2 separate regions of the Homo sapiens genome follow, and region 2 is linked to region 1. A link is an interaction called in ENCODE POLR2A ChIA-PET data of the cell type or tissue named here. Cell type or tissue: Panc1. All regions are shown on one strand. Links, peaks and the distances in the headings refer to the core of each region. The heading gives the core; the rest is flanking DNA. Region 1 has its middle 4.8 kb from the start of PYCARD-AS1. Region 2 holds the start of ITGAD (integrin subunit alpha D).

Region 1 (8,244 bases), core at 4,933-7,432:
GATGGAGTTTTGCTCTTGTTGCCCAGGCTGGAGTGCAATGGCACGTTTTTCGGCTTACCGCAACTGCCGCCTCCTGGGTTCAAGCGATAGCTGGGATTACAGGCATGCGCCACCATGCCCAGCTAATTTATTTGTATTTTTAGTAGAGACGGGGTTTCTCCATGTTGGTCAGGCTGGTCTCGAACTCCCGACCTCAGGTGATGTGCACACCTCAGCCTCCCAATAAACCATGACTTTTAAGAGGAATAGCAGGTTTACTTCCCCTGCCAGCATTGGGGTGCTCTCTAAGCAACAGTAGGCGGAGAGTGGTCTGGCGTATTAAAAACAAAGGATCGTCAAGTGGGCCTTCCCAGGCATTGCTTTGACTTAGTACATGTAGAGGATGTGGCAGTTCTCTCCGTCCCTGCCACTGCTGGTTTCTTTGTTAAATGTTTAGTTGAAATGGCCTGATACGATATTTGAGTAGTTCACTGTTGGTGCTTTGCCTAGCAGGATTCTAATCTTGCTTTGGTTGTGGTCCCCTGATGCCCTCCTGTTAGGAGTGGAGGAGGTCGAAGCTCCTTGTAAGATATGATTACTGGGACCATTAGTGTCAAGTTCCTGTGTCCTTCAAATGGCATATGTGATTGGCCTTGACCTTAAAAGGAAATAGGGTCCCAGGTGACTGTTTAGTGGGTAGGTCCAGTTTGGGGGGATCTTCCAGGAGAATGGATAGAGACACCTAGCAGCAGAGAGAACATTGGTGCCTCTCAAGCCAACCTCCCACCTCAGCCTCCCAAGTAGCTGGGACTACAGGTGCTTCCTCGCTACCACACCTGGGTAATTTTTTTTTTAATTACTTTTTTTTTTTTAAGAAACAGGGTTTCACTGGGTTGCCCAGGCTGGTCTTGAACTGGCCTCAAGTGACCTGCCTGCCTCAGCCTCCCAAAGTGCTGGGATCACAGGTGTGACCCACTGCGTTTGGCCAGAATACTCTATTCTTACTGAATGATTGAAATCTGTCTTGAAGCATTAGGTGTCCCATTTTTGTGAGTTGGAATTGGGACAGGCTAAGTAGGAAGTGAGGAGGGTGGGGAGAGCTGTGCTGTAGGTCTGTTTGTCCCTTCCTTGATGTAGCCTTCAGTTAGCCCTTTCAGCTTTTTTCCCCATCTTGTGCCGGGCCTTCCTGGGTTTCAGTACTTGGATGTAGGGCTGCAGTTATGTCAGTGGTGGGTAGATTGACCAGGAATTAAGGTCTAGGGTCCAGCCCATGTGAGACTTGACTCACTGATCTACCTTTAGGCATGTCTTCCTTCCAGTCTCATCCTTTTTAAATTTTTTTTTTTTTTTTGAGACGGTCTCACTCTCACCCAGGCTGGATTGCAGTGGTGTGATCTCGACCAACTGCAACCTCTGCCTCCCACCCGCAAGCTATCTGCCCACCTCAGCCTCTGGAGTAGCTGGGACGGGACTACAGGCACCTGCCACCATGACTGGCTAATTTTTTTTTGTATTTTTTGTGGAGATGGGGTCTTGCCATGTTGCTCAGGCTGGTCTGGTCTCAAAACTGCTCTGGGCTCAAGTGATTGTCCCACTTTGGCCTCCCAGAGTGCTGGGATTAAGGTGTGAGATACTGTGTCCGGCTATGAAAATTTTATTTTTAATTAACTTGTATATATTTATGGGGTACAATGTCCTATTTCTGTACATGTACACATTGTGGAATCAAATCAGGCTAATATATCCATCACTTCATATCATTAGCATGAATGAGAACATACAAAGCCACTCTTAGAAAATTTTGAAATTTATGTTATTTCAGCCCTTTTATGCTGGAGGTTGCAAATGTTTTGTGAATAATCAGACCAAAAATAAAAACAAAAAATGATTGACTTCAGTCATTCAGTAAGAATAGTGTGTTCTGGCCGAGTGTGGTGGGTCACACCTGTAATGGAGCACTAGGCGTAAATGGGTTGAAACGGGTCTCCCTATGTTGCTCAGGCTGGACTTGAACTCCTGGGCTTAAGTGATCTTCTTGCCCTTAGCCTCTCAGCTGGGACTATGGATGCATGCCACTGTGTCTCACGTTTTTATGAACTGTAGTCACCATGCTGTGCAGTGGCTTACCAGAACTCATTTCTTGCATCTGAAGTGTTGTACCCTTTGTCTCCCTGCTTACCCATACCTCCAAGCCTCTGGTAACCCCCATTCTACTTTCAGTTTCCGAGTTTGACTTTCTAGATTCCGTGTATAAGTTCATGCAGTCTTTCTGTGGCTTATTTTAGCATAATGTCTTCTAGATTTATCGATTCACCCATGTTACAAATAACGGTTTCCTTTTAAAAAGCTGAATAGCATTCTGTTGTGTCTACATACCACATTTAAAAATCCATCCGTTAATTGGGCACTTGGGTTGCTTGCATATCTTGGCTAGTGTGAATAACGCTGCATTGGGTGGGAGTGCAGACATCTCTGACGTACAGATTTCTTTTTTCTTTTTTGGAGACAGAGTCTTGCCCTGCCACCCAGGCTGGAGTGCAGTGGTAGGATCTTGGCTCACTGCAACCTCTGCCTTCCAGATTCAAGTGATTCTCCTGCCTTAGCCTCCCAGGTAGCTGGGATTACAGGTGTGCACCACCATGCCCAGCTAACTCTTGTATTTTTAGTAGAGATGGGGTTTCTCCATGTTGGCCAGGCTGGTCTCAGTGGGCCCCAGCGATCCTTCCGCCTCGGGCTCCTGAATGACTGGGACTACAGGTGTGCTACTGCACCTGGCTATTTTGAAATAATTTGACTTAGAAGAATATTTCTACAATTGTGTTCACCTTCTTATGCAAATACAATCTTCAGTGGCGCTGGCATATACAAGCTGAGAAAGTATTGTCAAGTGGGTTGTGCCAGCACATCTGACCAGGATTTTTTGTTGTAGAAATATTGGATCCTCACCTGAGGCCAGGAGTTTGAGACCAGCCTGGCTAACATGGTGAAACTCCGACTCTACTAAAAATACAAAAATTAGCTGGGCGTGGTGGCAGGTGCCTGCAGTCCCAGCTGCTCGGGAGGTTGAGGCAGGAGAATCGCTTGAACCCAGGAGGCGGAGGTTGCGGTGAGCCGAGATCGCGCCGCTGCACTCTAGCCTGGGCAATGAAGTGAGACTCTGTCTCAAAAAACGAAGTATTAGATCCTCAATCTCAAGGTATTCTAAGAAATTTTGGAGACCATTGAGTCTAAAATTCCCAGTATCTTTGAGGCAGGAACAGACTTGGAGAATGTAGTTTATGAGCAGGAGTTTGGAGCTGGAAGAAATACTGCTTTCTGTTGGTGGTTAATGCTGTCAGCTCCTTGGATTGTGGCTTTAGCCCTAAATATTGGGGCAGTAGAGACTCTTACCTGGAAAACAATTGAGGGCCACCCATGTTAGCGGCAAGAGGCAGAGGAAAGCTTGGATGGTTGGGCTGAAGATGGTGGATGTGCTGTCCCTGTGAGAGTGCTGATGCTGGACTCTGGAGCCAACGACAAAGTGTTTGAGCAAGCAGGGTCCAAGCAAGGGCAGTCGAGGGCCGGATGAAGTGGGCAGGAACCGAGTTTCCCAGGTGACATCCTGCCTGTGCTCATCACGCCGAGGGGTGTTGCACAATCACACCGATTCTTTGTCACTACTGAGTGCAGTGTTCTTAAGAATGGGGACCTGGCAGCTGGGTGCGATGGCTTGTGCCTGTAATCCCAACACTTTGGGAGGCTGAAGTAGGCAGATCACGAGGTCAGGAGTTTGAGACCAGCCTGGCCAACATAGTGAACCCTGTCTCTACTAAAAATACAAAAAATTAGCCAGGCCTGGTGGCAGGCACCTGTAATTCCAGCTACTCGAGAGGCTGAGGCAGGAGAATCGCTTGAAACCGGGAGGTGGAGGTTGCAGTGACCCAAGATCGTGCCATTGCCCCCTGGCCTGGGCGACAGTGCGAGACTCTCAAAAAAATAAGTAAATAAATAAAAGGAGACCTAGGCTTGTTGTGCTTGTTTTTTGGTTTTGATTTTCCAGAGTTTGAGGGAAAGTTGACCCATCCTGTTTATTGTGCCCTTGAGGAGGAAACAAGGCAAATCCCTACTCTTGTGGGCAGGGGTGCGCAAACCTGTCAGTCTGAGATGGCTAGAACCACATCCTCTATAACTTGAGGGGGATAATCTATCTATCTATCTATCTATACCTATATATATACACACACACACACAGATTAAAAAAAATATATATATATACAGAGGAATCCTCCCTTACCTATGGTTTCATCTTACACAGTTTCAGTACAGTATAATAATCTCCTGTGCTTAATTTATAAATTGAACTTTATAATTTGTCAACATATGGATTCTAGCTCAGTAGGTCCAGGTGGGGCTCAAGATACGCATTTCAGGCCAGGTGCGGTGGCTCATTCCTGTAATCCCAGCACTTTGGGAGGCCGAGGTGGGAGGATCACTTGAGCCCAGGAGTTGAGACTAACCTGGGTAACAGCAACATTTTGTCTACCAGAATTTTAAAAAATTGGGCGCGGTGGCTCACACCTGTAATCCCAGCACTTCGGGAGGCCAAGGTGGGCAGCTTGGCCAACATGGTGAAAGCCCACCTCTACTAAAAGTACAAAATTTAGGCAGGTGTGGTGGCATGCACCTGTAATCCCAGCTACTTGGGAGGCTGAGGCAGGAGAATTGCTTGAACCTGGGAGGTGGAGGTTGCAGTGAGCTGAGATCATGCAACTGCACTCAAGCCTGGGTGACAGAATGAGACTCCATCTCAAAAAAAAAAAAGTGTGGTGGCATGTACCTGTGGTCCCAGCTGGAGAGGTTGAGGCTGCAGTGAGCTGTGTTCCCACCACTGCACTCCAGCCCGCAGGCCTGGGAAACAGAACAAGACTGTCCCCCTGCCCTCCCCGCAAAGCATTTCTGACAGGCTTTCTGGTGATAATGATGCTGTTGGTTCAACACCTCTCAGAGTAACGTTCTAGAGTTTGGCAGAGTCAAATTATTTCTGAAGGGGAACTTTGTACAAAACTTTCATCTTTCTCCCTCTCTCACCCCCCTGTTTTATTTTTTTGAGACAGGGTCTTGCTCTGTGGCCCAAGCTGGAGTGCAGTAGCATGATCACAGCTCACTGCAACCTCCAATTCCTGGGCTCAAGTAATTCTCCCACCTCAGCCACGGTGGCTCGGACTACAGGCATGAACCACCATGTCCAGCTAATTTTAAAAATTATTTTGTGGAGATGAGGTCTCACTGTGTTGTTCAGGCTGGTCTTAAACTCTTGAGCTCAAGCAATCCTCTCTGCTCGGCGTCCCTAAGTGCTAGGATTATATTTCTATATAAAATGCTGGCTAGGAGCTAAGGAAAAGGAAGACAGGGCCCTGCGTGTGGGTTTTTGTAATTAGCAGAGGCCCAGTCAACACTGGCTTCTGTTCTGTTTTTTTTTTTTTAAGTCTTGTGAAGCTTAAATGGGAGGTTTGAGCAAAAAAGAGGATGCTGTCCTCTTTGTGGGATTTTTGCTGGTGTGGGGAGATCTGGACCATCATGGAGGGAGTTCTCAGCACAGGGATGGGATTTGGTTCCTGCAGGGCCTCAGAGAAGCATGGGAAAGCCCTTCAGGTGTTAGGGGAAGGTGATTTTGAGTTGTTCCTTCACTTTGTTGAATGTCTCTGAAATCCAGTTCTGGGGCTTGGCAGGAATGTTGCCGCTTGCAGTGGCTGCCGTTCAGCTTATCTGGGATGTGTCCCAAGATGCTGGAGTTGTCTGGGGCCATCCAGACTGGGGCTGGGATTTCCACACCCATGGAGCCACGACTAGGACTGGGAGTGACAGAACGAGTTTGGGGGTGCTGCCAGAGGGGCACTCTAGATTGTTCTTGGGATAGCACAGGTTCCCAGATACAGTTCTAAGCCATTGAGGGGCTAGGAGCAGAATCGTCTTAGTGGAGGTGATTGCTAACTCTGAGGTGTACTTGCCATGAGCCAGTTGCTGTTAGGGGATGAGCTGATTCCTGTCACTCCCACTTTAGAGGGGATGCTGACACAGCTAGTGAGAGGTGGGGCAGGGACTTGAACCTCTATTCTTTAGCTATAGAACTTCTGTCCTTAACCACTATGCTATGCCTAAAATCTGAGGAGACTTCTGGTAGGACTCTTTCTCCCACAGCCCAAAGGAAAAAGGAAGCCCCAAGAAATGTTTTATCTTAGGGAAACTTTCTTGGAACCACTTCCTTCCCTCAGGCCTGCACTGGTTTTTGTAGTGACTCTAAGGATGTCTGTCATGCAAGGATGTGTTACCTATGGCCCCATGTCAGGAGAATGATTAGGTTCCTGTGAAGTTTAAAAAAAATCCTGTTAGATACTAGAGATACACAGTAACTGCCATATATTACTTTCTACATGCAAGGCACTTGTACAGAGGTTGAAAAGATGTCTCCATTTAAGCGTCCATTTAAGCAGGGGAGTGGTGGAGTCTTCTGTGAAGGTAGACCAGCACATGGTTTGCATTGCCACAGAGACACTGGGAAGAGCCTCTGAAACCCAGAGGAACGCATGCGTATGGGCAGTCTGGGGCAGGTAGAAGATGTCAAGGTGTCCAGAGATAAAGGGGTCAGCATGTGCAAGGGCACCTGGTATGAGCAGATAGTGGTGGGATCGTGGGTATGTGAGGAGAGGAGAGGTTGCATGGGGTTAAGTGCCAGGTTAGGAGGAGAGTTTAGGTGTCCTGTTAAAAATGACAGTCAGCTGGGCATGGTGGTATGCACCTGTAGTCCCGGCTATTCAGGAGGCTGAGGCTGGAGGATTGCTTGAGCCCAGGGGTTTGAGGCTGCAGTGAACCATGATCACACCACTGCACACCAGCCAGAGCAACAGATGAGATCCCGTCTCAAAAAAAGTGAGAGTCTGTTCCCATGATCAGTTTGGATTTCTCAGGCTCTTGGAGCTAGAGGCAGGGAGGACAAGGTAGGAGGTGTGTTGCAGATAAGATGTAATTAGAGATAAGCCTGGTGGGGCAGTGAGGTTGGAAAGTGGTTGTTTGGTGATTCCTAAGGATAGGATTCAGGGTCTCCTTGGTATCTGCCCATTGCTTTGCAAATCCTCCCTCTTCAAGGCCAGAAAGGATTGCTTGTAAAGTGTACTTAGGAAGTAGCCCTAGATTCCTGCTTTCCCAAACAGCCTCTGGAAAGACCTCAAGTTTCCTGGAGAGAGATACTCATATTTCCCTTTGTAGGCAAAAATTGCATCAAGAAGGTGGGCCCGGTGGCTCACACCTGTAATCCCAGCACTTTGGGCGGCTGAGGTGGATGGATCACTGGAGGTCAGGTGTTTGAGACCAGCCTGGGCAACGTGGCAAAATCCCGTTTCTACTAAAAATGCGAAAATTAACCGGGTGGGGTGGCAAGCACCTGTAATTCCAGTTACTTGACTGGCTGAGCCACAAGAATTGCTTGAACCTGGGAGGCAGAGGTTGCGGTGAGCTGAGATCATGCTACTGCACTCCAGCCTGGGTGACAGAGTGAGCCTCCGTCTCAAAAAAAAAAAAAGAAAAAAGTGGCCGGGTGCATTGGCTCACGCCTGTAATTCCAGCACCCCAGCACTTTGGGAGGTGGAGGCGGGTGGACCACTTGAGGTCCGAAGTTCCAGACCAGCCTGGCTGACATGGTGAAACTTTGTTTCTACTAAAAACACAAAAACTAGCCAGGTGTGGTGGCAGGGGCCTGTAATCCCAGCTATTCGGGAGGCTGAGGCACAAGAATAGCTTGAACCTGGGAGGTGGAGGTTGCAGTGAGCTGAGGTCACGCCACTGCACTCCAGTCTGGGTGACACAGCGAGATTCCATCTCAAAAAAAAAGTTTTAAATGTTCCTTTCAAATGAATGAATAAGTAATAACCCTCCAAAAAAATCGCATCAAGAAAAGAGGCAGCTACCACACACAACTCATTTCCTGAAAATCTGCTTTGGTGGTTGGCATGTTTTTTGAGCAAAGTGCAACCTATGACCCTTTCCCCCACGGGATGGGGTGGGGCAGAGGGAGCCTTTAAGCCTGTTAAGAGCCAGCACCAGAAGGAGCCCTCGAGCAATTTGGTGACTTGTGCTCTTCTGTCCTATGTTTAGATAATGCTCTAATGTGTCTCCCCCTGCAAATTTCTCTAATTCTGCATTTTTCTCCAGTGGAAAATGTGGAAGGTAGGGGAGCTATGAAGACTAGTGTGTTTCTAAATGGCTTGGACAGAGCTGCCCACCAGTTTGCGC
Region 2 (16,624 bases), core at 2,506-5,005, 190 kb after region 1:
GGCTCTCAGTTCCGATTTCCCAGGCTGAATTGGGAGTGAGATGCCTGCATGCTGGGTTCTGCACAGCTGGCCTCCCGCGTTGGGCAACATTGCTGGCTGGAAGGGAGGAGCGCCCTCTAGGGAGGGACATGGCCCCGGTGCGGCTGCAGCTCACCCAGCCCCAGGGGCAGAAGAGACCCAACCACTTCTATTTTTTGAGGCTATGAATATAGTACCTGAAAAAATGCCAAGACATGATTATTTTTTTAAAAAGCGTACTTTAAATGTTTGTGTTAATAAATTAAAACATGCACAAAAAGATGCATCTACCGCTCTTGGGAAATATGTCAAAGGTCTAAAAATAAAAAAGCCTTCTGTGGATATGAGTCCTGAAGGATGACACCCATGGGGTCCCTTTACCACGGTGGACCCTGGCCAGCACTGAGGCCTGGGGCCAGGACAAGAAGTTAACCAGAGTAGGGTTGTGAATATCCCTCTCTTGGAAGTAACCTGACCTCTTAATCTGCTCACTCCACTCTCAGGGCTGGTGCCGATGGTAAGCTGGTGGAGCTGTCGGGTGGAGGGGGCATAGAATAGAGAAGGGACAACCTCCAGTGGCTACTTTTCCACCTGGAAAGGTCTCTGGAGTGACCAATACTCACAAGCGTTTCCTACAAGTCCTAGGATGTGTTGAAGGGCACACTGTCTGCATATAGTGAGTGATTGAAGAACATGTTGGGGTCCCACATTGAGAGCTGCTGCCCACAATAAGGTCATTCTTGCTATTATGCCACCATCCTGGCATAAAGTTCATCATGGTGCTTGGCACTGAGCTGGGGGCCTCACAGGACAAGCCATTCCTGACCTCGGAGTGACGCCACTGCAGCTATCACCAGCAAGGGACCCGGGCCGTGTGGATGTTTCAATTAGAAAAACAGAAGGGAGGCAGTTGAGTGATTTGAAGGGAAGATGGAAAGTGGCCCTTTACCTCCAGCCAAAAATGTCTGTCCTATACATCAGCAGAGGCTCCAAAATCCCTGTGGATTTTGAAGCTTTTGAGTCCCCAGGATGACTAATTATTATGCAGTTTCCTCAGAAAGGGAATCAGAAGATAAGGCTTTGTAAGAATTCAGCCCTAATGGCTGGGCACAGTGGCTCATGCCTGTAATCCCAGCACTTTGGGAGGCCGAGGCAGGAGGATTGTTTGTGCTCAGAAATTTGAGACCACCCTGGGTAATATATTGAAACCTTGTGTCTACAAAAAAATTTAAAAATTACCCAGGCATGGTGGCATGTGCTTGTAGTCCCAGCTACTTGGTAGGCTGAAGCAGGAGGATCACTTGAGCCTGGGAGGTTGAGGATACAGTGAGCTGTGATTTGGACCACCACACTCCAGCCTGGGCAACAGAGAAAGATCATGTCTCAGAAAAAAAAAAAAAAATTGACCCTAGAGTGGTGTTTCTCAAAATGTGTTCCACGAACCACTGGTGGTCAATGATGGTCTTCTAAGTGGAAGGTTTTAGAGAAAAAGAGCAAGAAACCCATACATCTCAAACATTTGAAACTAGTGATTTGCACAGAAATAGTGTTGTGGCCTTAATAATTGTGTGGCACACGGACTCCAGGGACTACAGTGGGTTCTTGTCTAAATTCAGGCAACAAGTTGTTATTTTCTATTTTATTTTATTATTATTATTTTTTGAGATAGTCTCACTTTGTCTCCCGGGCTGGAGTGTAGTGGCACGATCTCGGCTCAACGCAACCTCTGTCTCCTGGGTTCAAGTGATGCCTCTGCCTCAGCCTCCCAAGTAGCTGGGAGTACAGGGGCGTACCACCATGCCCATTTTTATTTATTTATTTTTGAGACAGAGTCTCGCTCTGTCACCCAGGCTGGAGTGCAGTGGCATGATCTTGGCTCACTGCAACCTCCGCCTCCCAGGTTCAAGTTCAAGCGATTCTCCTGCCTCAGCCTCTGGAGTAGCTGGGATTACAGGCAGGCACCACCATTTCCAGCTAATTTTTGTATTTTTAGTATAGATGGGGTTTCACCATGTTGACTAGGCTGGTCTCGAACTCCTGACCTCATGATCCGCCCTCCTCGGCCTCCGAAAGTGCTGGGATTAGAGGTATGAGCCACTGTACTTGGCCGACAAGGTGTTATTTTCTGATATTCTTCCTTTGTGTGTTATTGTGTACATTTATTACATTTGCATTTTCAGGGTTGGCTATTGTGTTGCATTAGATCCCCGAATCACAAAATGGATCAATGGCTCAAAAGCATGGAAGTTGTGATTAAAAACTAATCTAATTGCTACAATTTACAATAATGTCATCAAAGTCAATATTGACTTTTAAATATTGAGCCCAGTGCACGTATAGTATAGACATGCATACCGGAATAAGTGATTGTGAGCCAAAACCCGAAAATATCTAGAAGGTATTATACTCCCTGACAGGTAGGTTGTATTGGTTCTGACATGTATTTGTCCCTAGTGTGCTGCCCATTCTGAAACTTTATCAAACAGTCGCATGAACCTCTGAAAGCTTTTGTGTTATTTTCTTATTTATTTATTTATTGAGATGGAGTCTTGCTCTGTCGCCCAGGCTGGAGTGCAGTGGCATCATCTTGGCTCACTGCAACCTTTGCCTCCTGGGTTCAAGTGATTCTCCTGCCTCAGCCTCTTGAGTAGCTGGGATTACAGGCGCGCACCACCACGCCCAGCTAATTTTTGTATTTTTAGTATAGACGGGGGTTTCACCATGTTGGTCAGGCTGGTCTCGAACCCCTGACCTCATGATCTGCCTGCCTCAGGTAAAGCAATAGAGATTTCTTAGAACAACTGCTACATGTAGCTTTCCTATTCAAAAGTGATTAGTGTTGTCACCGAATACAGAGGAGACAGCAAAACCACAGTGACATAAATCAAAGGTGCTTTTTAAAGTAGCAAAAGTAGGTACAAGTCACATAATTTCCAAGAAGCTTGTAGAAATGGCAGTAGAGTTCATACCTGTATTGAAAGGTTGCTTTTGGCTGCAAATAATAGAAAAAAACAAAAGCATGTAAGAGCAGACAGAAGACCTTTACTCTGCAAGAGGTTCAGGTGCAGGTTAGTGTTTAATGCAGAGTCTCAGCATTGACAGATTCTTTCTGATCTTCCAATTGATCGTCCTTGCGGGGGCGGTTTAGTTCTTTCCCACTGACTAGGATTGGGTCAAATTCCATCCCCTTGGTTGCATGCAGTGCTGAGAAGGTGAGCATGTGCTTTTCACAGGCTTAATAAAAAGAGGTAGCTCCAGCCAGGTGCAGTGACTCATGCCTATAATCTCAGCACTTTGGGAGGCAGAGGTGGGTAGGTCACCTGAGGTCAGGAGATTGAGACCAGCCTGACCAACATGGCAAAACTCTGTCTCTACCGAAAATACAAAAATTAGCTGGGCATGGTGGCAGGTGCCTGTAATCCCAGCTACTTGGGAGGCTGAGGCAGGAGAATCGCTTGAACCTGAGAGGTGGAAGTTACAGTGAGCTGAGGTCATGCCACTGCACTCCAGCCTGGGGGACAGAGTAGAACTCTGTCTCAACAAAAAAAAAAAAAAAAAGAGAAAAAAAAAGGAGGGTAGCTCCACCAGCCAGGAAGGTGGCAGCGCTGGTGGCTGTTGGATAGGCTACCTACAGTGTCTGGCAAATACTATGCTTGAAGACTATGCTGTGAGCAAGATTCCTTTGTGAAGGAACAGCTTGGACATTGTGTATGTCAGAGGTATACAGCAGAATAGCAGTGACTAACGCTTGTGTGGGAGAGCAAGCATGTCACCTCATACTTGGAATAAGTCACTGCCATACAAAGTCTGAATCAGCTTTCATCTTTGTGCAACACATGTATGTGGGAGCTTTTCAGCTGCTGAAACCTCTAGTGACAGAAAAGGAGGTTTTGTTGTTCATTTGTAATTAATGTTAATCCTATGAGTGGTGGGAGAGATAGTGAGGTAGGAGATCAGCAGGACCTGTTTTCTGGTCACAACCCAGCTAATCAGAGCATGATCTGGTCAAGATGGGATGCACTAAAAAAACAGCCCAAACCAGCAGATGGCCAGGAAAGCAAACTCTCATTACCCTCGCCACTTATTAGCATAAAGACACTCCCACCGGTGCCATGACAGTTTACAAATGCCATGGAAACACACCATAGCAACGGTCAGCAAGTTACCTCATATGGTTCTGGAAACTCCCCACACCTTTTCCAGATAGTTCTGAATAACCCACCCCTTAATTTGCATGTAATTAAAAGTCGGTATAAGTACAGTTAGCCAGCAGCCCACTGGCTGCTACTGTGGGCTCACTGCCTATGGGTTGTCCTGCTCTGCAAGGAACAGCTACCTTGCTGCCACTGCTGCTTCAATAAACCTGCTTTCTTCCACCACAGGCTCGCTCTTCAGTTCTTTCCTGAGCAAAGTTAAGAACCCTCCCGGGCTAAGCCCCAATTTTGGAGCTTGCCTGCCCTGCATCAGTAGAATGGGCTAACTACTTATGGTGCACTCAGGCTAAAGAGGCTGATGCTTGCAGGGCAGTATTCACAGAGCACACGGTAGTTCACGGGATGCCTCTCACCCTTGACTCAGTGCTTAAGAAAGGAGGGAAAATGGTGAACATGATCAAATCATGGCCATTGCCTATTCATCTTTTCAGTGTTGTATGGAGGAATAGGCAAGTAGGAGATTGCTTTTCACATTAATGTCAAAGAGAAAGATAGTTACTTGGAACTTAAAAAAATTAATTGTGATAAAATATACATAACATAAAATTTACCATCTTAACCATTTTTAAGTATAGCCAATCTCAAGAGCTCTTTCTATCTTGTAAAACTGAAACCCTATACCCATTAAACAACTCCCAATTCTCCCCTTTCCCTAACTCCTGGCAACCACAATTCTTTCTGTCTCTATGAATTTGACTGCTTTGGCATGTCATAGAAATAGACTCATACAGCATTTGTCTTTTTGCGACTGGCATATTTTGCTTAGCATAATGTCCTCAAGGTTCACCCATGTGGTAGCATGTGTCAGAATTCCTCTCCTTTTGAAGGCTGAATAATATTCCATTGTGTGTATATACCACGTTTTGTTTATCCATTTGCCCATCAATGGGCATTTGGGTTGCTTTTTTTGCCTCTCATGAATGATGAATATGGGCGCACAAATATCTCTTCAAGACCATGCTTTCAATTCTCTTGGGTATACACCCAGAAGTGGAATTGCTGAATCATATGGTAATTTTTTTTTTTTTTTGAGACAGAATCTTGCTCTGTTGCCCAGGCTGGAGTGCAGTGGCACAATCAGAGCTCACTGCAGCCTTGGTCTTCTGGGCTCAAGCGATCCTCTTGCTTCAGCCTTCCGAGCTTCTGGGACTAAAGGTGTGTGCCATCATGCCTGGCTAATGTTTTAAAAACGTTGCCAGGCATGGTGGCTCGTGCTTGTAATCCTAGCACTTTGGGAAGCTGAGGCAGGTGGATCCCCTGAGGTCAGGAGTTTGAGACCAGCCTTGCCAACATGGTGAAATCCCGCCTGTACTAAAAATACAAAAATTAGCTGGGTGTGGTGGCATGTGCCTGTAGTTCCAGCTACAGGCAGGAGAATTGCTGGAACCTGGGTGGCAGAGGCTGCAGTGAGCCGAGATTGCACCACTGCACTCCAGCCTGAGTGACAGAGTGAGACTCTGTCTCAAAAAAAAAAAAAATTTTAGAGATGGTGTCTCACTGTGTTGCCCAGGCTGGTCTTGAACTCCTGCCCTAAAGTGATCCTCCTGCTTCCGCCTCCCAAAGTGCTGGGATTACAGGCATTAGCCACCATGCCTGGCCTAGCTAAATTGTCTTTAATGTCGCATGTCTGCAAAAAACACATCTATAAAGCTAGAAAAGTTGAGCATCCAACTTTTTATGATTTAACTCTCATGACCTGGCAATTTTTCTAGCAAGGAGCCTGGGCTGGTGGTTTTAGGAGAACTGAGTGAAAAAAAGAAATACATTAACTAGATTGGATGCAAAGTGCCTGCTGGTCATGGGTGTTTTCTGCTGGCCCCTGTTCATCTGTGCCTGTTAGCCCACCCATGGGTGAGTGGGGCAAAGTGGCCAAACTGATTCTTAAGAGAGGCATACATGCAGAATCCAAGTTAGTCATGATTTCGTTTCTAGTCTGAGTGAATGTGTGTCCAGAATATTTTATAAACTTTATCAGCTCAGAGGGGAAAACCTGTCTCCATACTACGTGGTTTATACAAAGCTGTCAGGAATTCAGCATGATGAAGAAATGCACAAAACAAGTGTGAACAGATAAGTAAAAGGATCTACTGAAAATCTTCAGGGTAGTATATTGTGTGACAGGACCAAGAATTTGAAGTCAACATCTGTATTTGTGCCCTCTGGACAAAGGTATTATCCCTGATGATATAAAAATTAATTTTGGGCTGGGTGTGGTGGCTCATGCCTGTAATCCCAGCACTTTGGGAGGCTGAGGAGGGTGAATCGACTGACGTCAGGAGTTGGAGGCCAGCCTGTATCGACTAATAATACAAAAAAATTAGCTGGACATGGTGGCGTGCACCTGTAATCCCAGCTACTCAGGAGGCTGAGGTGGGAGAATTGCTTGAACTCGGGAGGCCGAGGTTGCAGTGAGTCGCACCACTGCACTCTAGCCTGGGCGACAGAGTGAGACTCCGTCTCAAAAAAAACAAAATTAATTTCGAGGCCAGGTGCAGTGGCTCCAGGTGCGGTGGTTCATACCTGTAATTCCAGTGCTTTAGGAGGCCAGAGGATTGCTTGAACCCAAGAGTTCGAGATCAACCTGGGCAACATAGTGAGACTCCATCTGTAGAAAACAAACAAACAAACAAACAACAACAACAAAAAAACCAGAGGTGGGAGGATCACTTGAGCCCAGGAGTCCGAGGCTGCAGTGAGCTATGGTCACGCCACTGCCCTCTAGCTTGGGCAACAGTGCCAGACTCTGTCTCTTAACAACAACAACAACAAAAATTAATTCTACTTTAACTGTCAGTTTCATGATATCCTTCTATTAAGAAAAACCTTTTCTATCTGATGAACTATTGGCTAGGTTTTCTTTCTCTCTGCTTTTGACTAATGCATTTAATTACTTTCATTTGCAAACTCTATCCTTCTCATCAACTTTGTATTTTAGATGTGTCTATTGACAGCCTGGCTTCCCTCAGCGATCATTATGATGATCAAAGTAGATGAATAGGTAAAATTCAATGCAAATATTCCAGGGCATCTAATCCATACCCCAAATGGAAAAGGGGAGAATTGGAAGCCAGCAATTTGAACACATTACTATGGATGTATTTTTCTCATGCGGGGGAAAAAGTGATTTGGAGAGAGAGAATTATGAATGCATGTGAAGAATAAAGCCAAATTTCCTGGGAGGAGGGGAAGACCAGGAGAAACAAAACCAAATCCTGGCTGTGGCCTCTAAGGCATGGGGACCTGGAGTTATGCTCTCCAGGCAGACACAGCTCATTCTGGAGAAAGGCTGCAAAAATATTCTCCTTCACATTGATTTGAAAACAATTATTAAATTCTTGTTTTCTTATTTATCTAAGTGTAACTTTTTAAAACTTACTGAGAGAAGACGGGCACGGTGGCTCACTGCTGTAATCCAGTACTTTGGGAAGTCAAGGCAGGTGGATCACCTATGGTCAGGAGTTCGAGACCAGCCTGGCCAATATGGCAAAACCCCGTCTCTACTAAAAATACAAAAATTAGTCAGGTGTGGTGGTGTGTGCCTGTAATCCCAGCTACTCGGGAGGCTCAGACAGGAGAATCACTTGAACCTGGGAGGCAGAGGTTGCAATGAGCTGAGATTGCACCACTGCACTCCAGCCTGGGCGACAGAGCAGGACTCCATCTCAAAATAAAAATTAATTGATTAATTAATTAAAAATTTACTGAGAGCTGGTGGTTCCTTTAAGGGTGGAGCCGCCATCAAGTCCCCAGAGGATGCCCTGAATTTGGGGGCATCACCTTCAGCTGCTGTGGACTCTGAGCCTTGGCAGCTCCAGCTCCAGGCCTGGGAGAAAGATGATTTCCTGGCAGCGTGCAGTGATTGTGAGCATTTGACTACCTTACTGCATTTTGCCCTTATCATTGCTCTCCAAACATGAGTGGAAAACAAAAAATTTTGCTGAGACAAGCGATAATACGAGTTAGGGAAAGTTGGAGAATTTTATAGTTGCTGATATCAGCAAATCGTGAGTTTCAAGCACTACTTACAGAAGGAAGTCCAAAATTAAAGGGGATATAGAAATGTGTAAAAGATGAGGTGTGGTGAAGATGGAGAAAATGAAGAGCTCTTTAAATTTCTGAATTATGAAGAATCACCAACAAATTATTTTGTGGTTCCAAATACAGGGAGAAGTTCACAGATCCACAGAACTGATGACAGGGTGCGGCCAGCCACAAACCTTTCAGCACAAGAGGGAGAAGGCTGCCGCTCCACTTTGCCTGGGCAGTCTTTGTAAGGCAGTAGATAAGTCAGCCTCGAAGTTAGCAATCACAGCCCTCGGCTCGGTTTCCTGCAAGGGCATCGTTAATGCATCACAATTAATTTCTTCTGTCCATTAAATGTCAGCTCTCAAGTAAATTGATGTAAAATTTTTGTATAGAAAACTATTTCATATTATTTGCACTTGATGTTTAATTACATTTTAAATGTTTTGTTTGTTTCATTTTGTTTTGTTTTTGAGACAGAGTCTTGCTCTGTTGCCCACGCTGGAATGCAGTGGTGTGATCTTGACTCACTGCAACCTCTGCCTCCTGGGTTTAAGCGATTCTCCTGCCTCAGCTTCCTGAGTAGCTGGGATTACAGGCGTGCACCACCATGCCTGGCTAATCTTTGTATTTTTAGTAGAGATGGGGTTTCACCATGTTGGCCAGGCTGGTCCCGAACTCCTGACCTCAAGCTATACACCTGCCTCAGCCTCCCAAAGTGCTGGAATTACAGACATAAGCCACTGTGCCCAGCCAAATGTTTTAAATAATTGTCACATATATATACAAAATAATTTATGTTATAGGTAGGGATCTTGTTATATTTTAACCTTCAAAGTATATTCCTAAGCTTTTTATTTATTTTTTATTTTTTATTTATTGAGACAGTCTTGCTCTGTCGCCCAGGCTGGAGTGCAGTGGCGCAATCTTGACTCACTGCAAACTCTACCTCCTGGGTTCAAGCGATTCTCCTGCCTCAGCCTCCTGAGTAGCTGGGATTACAGGTGCGCACCACCATGCCCAGCTAATTTTTGTATTTTTAGTAGAGACGGGGTTTCACCATATTGGCCAGAGCTGGTCTCAAACTCCTGACCTCAGGTGATCCATCCACCTCAGCCTCTCAAAGTGCTGGGATTATAGGTGTGAGCCACTGCGCCTGGCCTATTCCTAGCCTTTTATATATAGACCTTTTTCTTTTTCACATTTTAAAGGAACTTTTATGTTTAATCATGGAATATTTCAAACATACAGAAAAATCACAGAAAATAAATAACAACCACTCATTTATCTTCTCCCCAACCCCATGTAATAAATATTAAAATATTGTGTTAAATGCTAAATTTAACACATGCTAAAGGTTCCTGGCTGGATGTGGTGGCTCACGCCTGTAATCCCAGTACTTTGGGAGGAGGAGGTGGGAGGATTGCTTGAGTCCAGGAGCTCGAGACCAGCATGGGCAACATAGTGCGATCTCGTCTCTACAAAAAACAAAAAAATTAGCTGGGCATGGTGGTGTGCATCAGTAATCCCAGTGACTGGGAGGCTGAGGTGGGAGAATTGCTTGAGTCTGGGAATTTGAGGCTGCAGTGAGCCCTGATCATGCCACTGCATTCCAGCATGGGCGACATAGCAAAACTTGTCAAAAAAAAAAAAAGTTTCCTCTCTGCCCCACCATAGACAACCACTCTTCTGATTTCTATCTTCGTAGATGAATTTTGCCCATTCTCTTGTATATGAAAGGAACCAGACATTAGGCATTCTGGTGTCTGGTTTCTTTCACTTAAGATAAAATTGAGTTAACCTGTATTGTTGTACAGAACTGCAGTTTGTTCTTTGTTATTTATTGTAAAGACAGGGTCTGGCTATGTTGCCTAGGCTGGTCTCGAACTGTTGGCCTCAAGCAATCCACCTGCCAAGCTCTGGGACCACAGGCATGAGCCATGGCATCTGATCTGTAGTTTGATCTTATTTCTTGCTGAGTAGTAGCCCATGGCATGACTTTATTATTTTGGGTGTCCATTCTCCTCTGGAGGGGCTCTGCTTTTTGAAACCACACCCTGGCCTAGCTCCCCTTCTCCCTGCCTCTCTGCCGGCTCACATCCACATGCCAAGACCTCTGCAGCCATTCTGCTTCCTGTCCTTCCACTCCTGTGGGACCTCAGAGAGCTACGGGGCTCCCTGGGTACCAACTGGCTCCTGAGGCCTGGGGGAGGGTGGTCTTCTGGGAGAAGGAAGCCAGGTCCCTGCAGGTTGTGGAGGGGGACAGAATGAGGGTTTTTCCCCAGGGTGTTGTTGGCCCCTGCCCCCACTTCTGTTCCATAATTAACCACGCCCCTCCTACCCACTGTGCCCCTCTTCCTGCTGTGTGGAGGCCCTGAATCATTATTTTAACTACCCCCTGGGAGGGTGAGCACCTTCTGTGCTCTGTCCCCAACCTTCCACTTCCCCTCAACGCGCTGCTCAGGGATGACCTTCGGCACTGTGCTTCTTCTGAGTGGTAAGTGGGGCCAGGGTGCTGGGGAGAAGCTTGGAGGAGTTCTGAGGGGACTCCATCTGGGAGGGCAGGCTGGGGGCTGGTGGTCGGCTCCAACCACTCTTATGAGGAGCTGAGGCAGGGGAGTGCTTCATGTGCGAGTGGCCCGGAGTCAGTAGAGTGTGACCTGAATGAAGAGGGGCTCAGGGGCTGTGCTCAGGTGGCGACTAAGCTACCTCTCCAGCTGGCTATGTTGTCCCAGGCTTCCCTGCTCCCACTCATGGAGTCCCTGGTGTGGGTGACAGAGGTCTCCCCAGCCTCCCCCGGGAGTGGAAGGCCACAGAAGCCACCAGGGAGGGGGAAAGGTTGGACATCACCTCCCTGGGCCTGTTTCCCCCAAGTCCTGACTGCACGTAGGGAAGAGGCCCCCTGCTGAAAACTGCATCAGAGTCACATTCACGTGCCATCAAAAATCAGGCTTGGCTGGGTGCGGTGGCTCATGCTTATAATCCCAGCACTTTGGGAGGCCGAGATGGGCGTATCCCCTGAGGTCAGGAGTTTGTGACCAGCCTGGCCAACATGGTGAAACCCCATCTTTACCAAAAATATAAAAATTAGCCGGGCATGGTGGCGTGCACTTGTAATCCCAGCTACTTGGGAAGCTGAGGCAAGAGAATCGCTTGAACCCAGGAGACGGAAGTTGCAGTGAGCTGAGATCGTGCCGTTGCACTCCAGCCTCAGCAACAGAGCGAGACTCCATCTCAAAAAAAAAAAAAAAAAAAAGAAAAAAAAGAAAAAGAGGCTGGGAGGTCCTAGGGATTGGGGCTTCTTTAACTCCCAGCCTCCCCGCCCACCAAATATTCCTCAGTCCTGGCTTCTTATCATGGATTCAACCTGGATGTGGAGGAGCCTACGATCTTCCAGGAGGATGCAGGCGGCTTTGGGCAGAGCGTGGTGCAGTTCGGTGGATCTCGGTAGGCCCCACTCACCCTCCTTCCCCAACCTCCACTACATCAAGTCCTGTGGATGGGTACACGTGGGTTACCCCAGGGAGGTGTCCTGGAGGAAGGCCAGCAGGGGTGAGAAGTCTTCCCTTGGCTCCTTGGAGGCCCTGACATCAGCACCTATTATTCTCAATCCCAGGAAAGGCCACAAAACTCTAGACAAGACCCTACCTTACCTCGGGAGGGAAGCCTTGAACCTGCCTCCCAGGCAGGGCCCACTTCTTGGGGCCAGTATGGTCACACAGGGCCCACACTCATTAACTTTGGAGTTTAATGTTCTGCCCTTGACCTCTTGAAATTCCTGATTATTTTTATTTTTATTTTTACTCCAGCTCTGTTACCCAGGCTGGAGTGCAGTGGTGCAATCACAGCTTACTGCAGCCTCAAACTCTCGGGCACAAGTGATCCTCTCACCTCAGCCTCCTGAATAGCTGGGACCACAGGTGCATGCCATCATGCCTGTTTTTTGTTTTGTTTTGTTTTACTTTTTACAGAGATGGAGTCTTGCTATGTTGTCCAGACTGGCTGAACTCCTGGGCTCAAGCAATCCTCCTGCCTTGGCCTCCCAAAGTGCTGGGATTACAGGTGTGAGCCACCCTGTCTTGCCAATTCTTAAAAATTTTATCTGTGCATTTGTGTTTTGCAAGTAAAGAATGATGGCAGGGCTGGGCACCATGGCTCACGCCTATAATCCCAACGCTTTGGGAGGCTGAGGCGGGCAGATCATCTGAGGCCAGGAGTTTGAGACCAGTTTGGCCAACACAGCAAAACCCCATCTCTACTAAAAATGCAAAAAAAATTAGCCGGGCATGGTGGCAGGCATCTGTAATCCCAGCTACTTGGGAGGCTGAGGCAGGAGAATCGCTTGAACCTGGGAGGTGGAGGTTGCAGTGAGCCGAGATCGTGCCACTTTACTCCAGCCTAGGTGACAGAGTGAGACTCCGTCAAAAAAAAAAAGTCATGGGAGAAGGGAGATGCACTGGGGGTTTGGAGCCTTAGCTCAGCAGCAGCCCCACCTCCCACCGCCTCCTGAAGGGTGGTGAAGGGGTATCAGCTGCTGGCTCCCCCACCCATGTGGGAGCAATGACCGCTGCTACCTTCCGCCCCTGGCATGAGCTGGGTAAAGTCAGTTAGGGGCGCTCACTCTGGGAGTACCCCGAGGGAGTGGGACACTACATAGCAAATAAAAAACGTCAGGACAGGTTGAGGAAGAGAGCAGAAGAAAGGTAAGAGCCCCCCAACCCCAAGAGACCCCACAGTTTTATTTCAAATTGGGACCCACAAATTATGAACCTGCCCCCACTTCCAGGAGCTCACATTCTCCTGTCCCAGAGAGTTCAAGTCACAATGTGACACAGGTGTCACCAAGGTCTGGGGGGCGCAGGCAGGGAGAGAGCAGACCCAGGAGGGTTCCATGGAGGAAGTGGTGCTGGCAGTGAGCCCCAGTGGACAGGAAGGCTCAGTTGGTCACGAGGAGCTATAAGAGGTCACCGAGCTCCAACCGCGCACCCCTCTCCCTTCCTCATGTGACTGGCAGTCTGGGGGGATGGAAGCAAGCACCAGGCACCAGGCTTTTGTTTTTCTTTATTTGGAAATGTGGTCAACTGAGGTGCACAAATCTGAAAGACCCAATCTGATAAAGGATACACATGTGCGTGCCTGGGTGAGCCCCACCTAGGTCAGCTGCTCCAGTGTCAAATCCCACAGGCACAGGGCTGCCGTGGACCCCTTCTCATCACCCAACATCCCCAGAGAACCCCTGGTCAGACTTCTGTCACCATCAGTTTTTTGGGCCACATTTTAAAAAAAGAATACATTGGCTGAGTGCAGTGGCTCATGCCTATAATCCTAGAACTTTGGGAGGCTGAGGCGGGTGGATCACCTAAGGTCAAGAGTTCAAGACCAGCCTGACCAATATGGTGAAACCCTGTCTCTACTAAAAAATACAAAAATTAGCCTGGCGTGATGGCAGGTGCCTGTAATCCCAGCTAGCTGGGTGACTGAAATAGGAGATTTGCTTGAACCTGGGAGGTGGAGGTTGCAGTGAGCTGAGATCACGCCATTGCACTCCAACCTGGGTGACAGAGTGAAACTCTGTCTCAAAAAACATATGGGTTGATGGGTTACACTAAAGTTTTGCTCATCGTTTGTATCAGCAGGTTCCAAACTGCTACCTCTCTAGCCAATGCTCAGATTTTCTTCACAAAGCCTTAGGCATCCCCTGAATCATGATGCACAGGGATTGTAGCTTTCTGTAAAGGAGCGGCACCTAGAAGGAACCCTCACATGGCCATTTAATGAAGCCTTGCTTGGCGCATTAAAATACACCAGTATCTGTCTGCTTTTCTCACAGACAGGAGATTGTGGGTAGTGAGAAAACATTTCCAAAATTAAAAAACTTTCCCACTCAGGGAGTTTTGCAAATAAACCCTTGACTCTACATAACTATAGATATAGTTATGGATCCTAGTACACTGCTTTACATTGGCCAATTGAAATTGCTTATACAATATTTAAATTGGTCCAATGAATTACAGAATCAACTATTTGTTTTGAAAGCACATGTCTTCAGGAAATTGTTCCAATTAACTTGAGATGATCTTATTTCTTGGGTGGTTCAAAATAATGGCAACTCAGAAACGCAATGTGCTTACCCATGATTGGGAAATGCCATTTTGGTCTTTAAATAGGTTTTTTTTTTTTTTTTTTTTTTTTTTTTTGGTGAATGTTAAAAAGAAATTTCTAAACATAAATACACACATACGTACTTATGCACACTCAAAACCAAATAAACCCCAGCATGGCCCCTGGGCATCTGTGAGTTACACTTGGGCCCTGATTTCTGAATATTCTGCCAAGTGGCAAATGCCAGGAATTTCCCCCACAGAGTCTCGCTTCCCCATGGAGGGACACTTCCTCACCCCCAAGTGCCCGCTGCTCCCACCCCTCCTGTGGCTGCAGTGACATGGCCATGGTTGTGTCTCCAGACTCGTGGTGGGAGCACCCCTGGAGGTGGTGGCGGCCAACCAGACGGGACGGCTGTATGACTGCGCAGCTGCCACCGGCATGTGCCAGCCCATCCCGCTGCACAGTGAGTGACCACCTGGGAATTGGGCCCCTCAACCCTCCTGGACCCAACTGTGCCCCCGCTTAGCTTCCAGTCCAGACCTTCCCCGCAAATGAGTGTGTGCTGTGAGTGAGACCCCGCGTGTCTGCCCTTGCAGTCCGCCCTGAGGCCGTGAACATGTCCTTGGGCCTGACCCTGGCAGCCTCCACCAACGGCTCCCGGCTCCTGGTGAGTGAGTGTCTTGGGCCACGGGGGGGTGGGGTGGGGCGGGGGGTGTTGTTGGGGAGGAGGCTGGGGCTGGGAGTGAAGGAGGAGGGGCTGCTAGGGACTCCTGGCTCACAGGCTTCTGCCTCCAGGCCTGTGGCCCGACCCTGCACAGAGTCTGTGGGGAGAACTCATACTCAAAGGGTTCCTGCCTCCTGCTGGGCTCGCGCTGGGAGATCATCCAGACAGTCCCCGACGCCACGCCAGGTAGGTCCCTGGCAGGCCATGGTTCCCTGTGGAGCACATGCTGGCACTGAGGGTGAGCAGGCGTGAGGCCTGTGTCTGGGCCCCTGTGCCCTCCCTGGAGGGCCGAGTGTGGCTAGGAGAGAAGCCAGGAGAAGAGGGTGGCTCAGGCAGGAGCCCTGCTGCTCCAGGGTAGAAGTTCTTTGCAGGGTTTTTCTTTATATTTTTTTCTTTTTAAGACAGGGTCCCTGCCAGGCACAGTGGCTCAGGCCTGTAATTCCAGCATTTTAGGAGGCTGAGGTGGGCGGATCACCTGAGGTCAGGAGTTCGAGACCAGCCTGGCCAATGTGGTGAAACCCCTCTACTAAAAATACAAAACAAAACAAAACAAAATAGCAGGATGTGGTGGTGTGCGCCTGTAATCCCAGCCACTCGGGAGGCAGAGACAGAAGAATCGCTTGAACCCAGGAGGCGGAGGTTGCAGTGAGCTGAGATTGTGCCATTGCACTCCAGCCTGGGTGACAAGAGCAAAACTCCATCTCAAAAAAAAAAAAAAAACAAAAAACAGAGTTTCTGTCAGGCTGCATGCACCACCACACCCTGCTAATTTTTTTGAGACAGAGTCTTGCTCTGTCGCCCAGGCTGGAGTGCAGTGGTGCAATCATAGCTCACTGCAGCCTCGAACTCCTGGGCTCAAGTGATCCTCCTCCCTTAGCCTACTGAGTAGTTGGGACTGCAGGTACATGCATCACACCTGGCTAATTAAAAAAAATGTTTTTGTAGAGATGGGGGTCTTGCTATGTTACCCAGCCTGGTCTTGAACTCCTGGGCTCAAGTAATCCTCTGCCACAGCCTCTCAAAGTGTTGGGATGACAGGCATGAGTCCTTGTGCCTGGCCTGAGGGATGAAAGTTCTGATGGAGGCAGAGAGGAGCCCCACTGTGCGGGCTGTAGAGGGCACAGCATCTTCCAGTTGCCAACAGGTGCATGGCCACTTCTTGAGTTTCAGAGGAAGGACCTTAGTGTGGTAAAGAACGTGGTGAGGAAGATAAATCCATGAGGGAGGTGTTTCTTCTGGATGGTTCACTGCTGAGCTTCCAGGATTCCCCAAACTAACTTTCCTCTCGAAGAGGAGCAAATGACAGGGCTGCGGAAAATGCGATGTGCAATTTTGTCAGTGCCCATGTCTTCCACAGAGAACAGGGCCTGGGGACACCACCATGACATCTCTCTGAGGGTTGGTCTGCATCATGGTGGTTCCCAAGTTTGTTTTCCATGGGCACCAGGCTTCATTCCCTTGAAGCTTCATTCCCTCAAAGCCATTCAGTTTCCTCATTGGTAAAATAGAGCTCAATAATCAGGGGGTTATGAAGGTGAAA

The links. ChIA-PET counts read pairs that join two places held together with the same protein. Peaks named below come from ENCODE experiments on the same cell type or tissue, not always from the same donor. Only the 100,000 strongest peaks of a DNase experiment are listed, where the experiment ranks them.
Region 2: POLR2A ChIA-PET joins it to region 1 with 10 read pairs; 12 of 35 experiments call an interaction of 5 or more read pairs at or near these places.

The regions. Positions count from the first base shown.
Region 1 is chr16:31,192,981-31,201,224 of GRCh38, forward strand. It overlaps a transcript of FUS not described here. Among named protein-coding and RNA genes, the nearest start is that of PYCARD-AS1, 4.8 kb to the right of the region's middle. In Panc1, for the core only: no CTCF peak of the experiment used is centred there; no DNase peak of the experiment used is centred there.
Region 2 is chr16:31,382,640-31,399,263 of GRCh38, forward strand. It overlaps ITGAX (integrin subunit alpha X), which reads left to right. Exons shown (of 30, transcript NM_000887.5): 30 at 1-360. ITGAD (integrin subunit alpha D) reads left to right here and starts at 10,696. Exons shown (of 30, transcript NM_005353.3): 1 at 10,696-10,752; 2 at 11,597-11,702; 3 at 14,720-14,823; 4 at 14,957-15,027; 5 at 15,156-15,270. The coding sequence starts at 10,722. RefSeq lists an enhancer at 1-469. In Panc1, for the core only: no CTCF peak of the experiment used is centred there; a DNase peak (open chromatin) is centred at 3,782.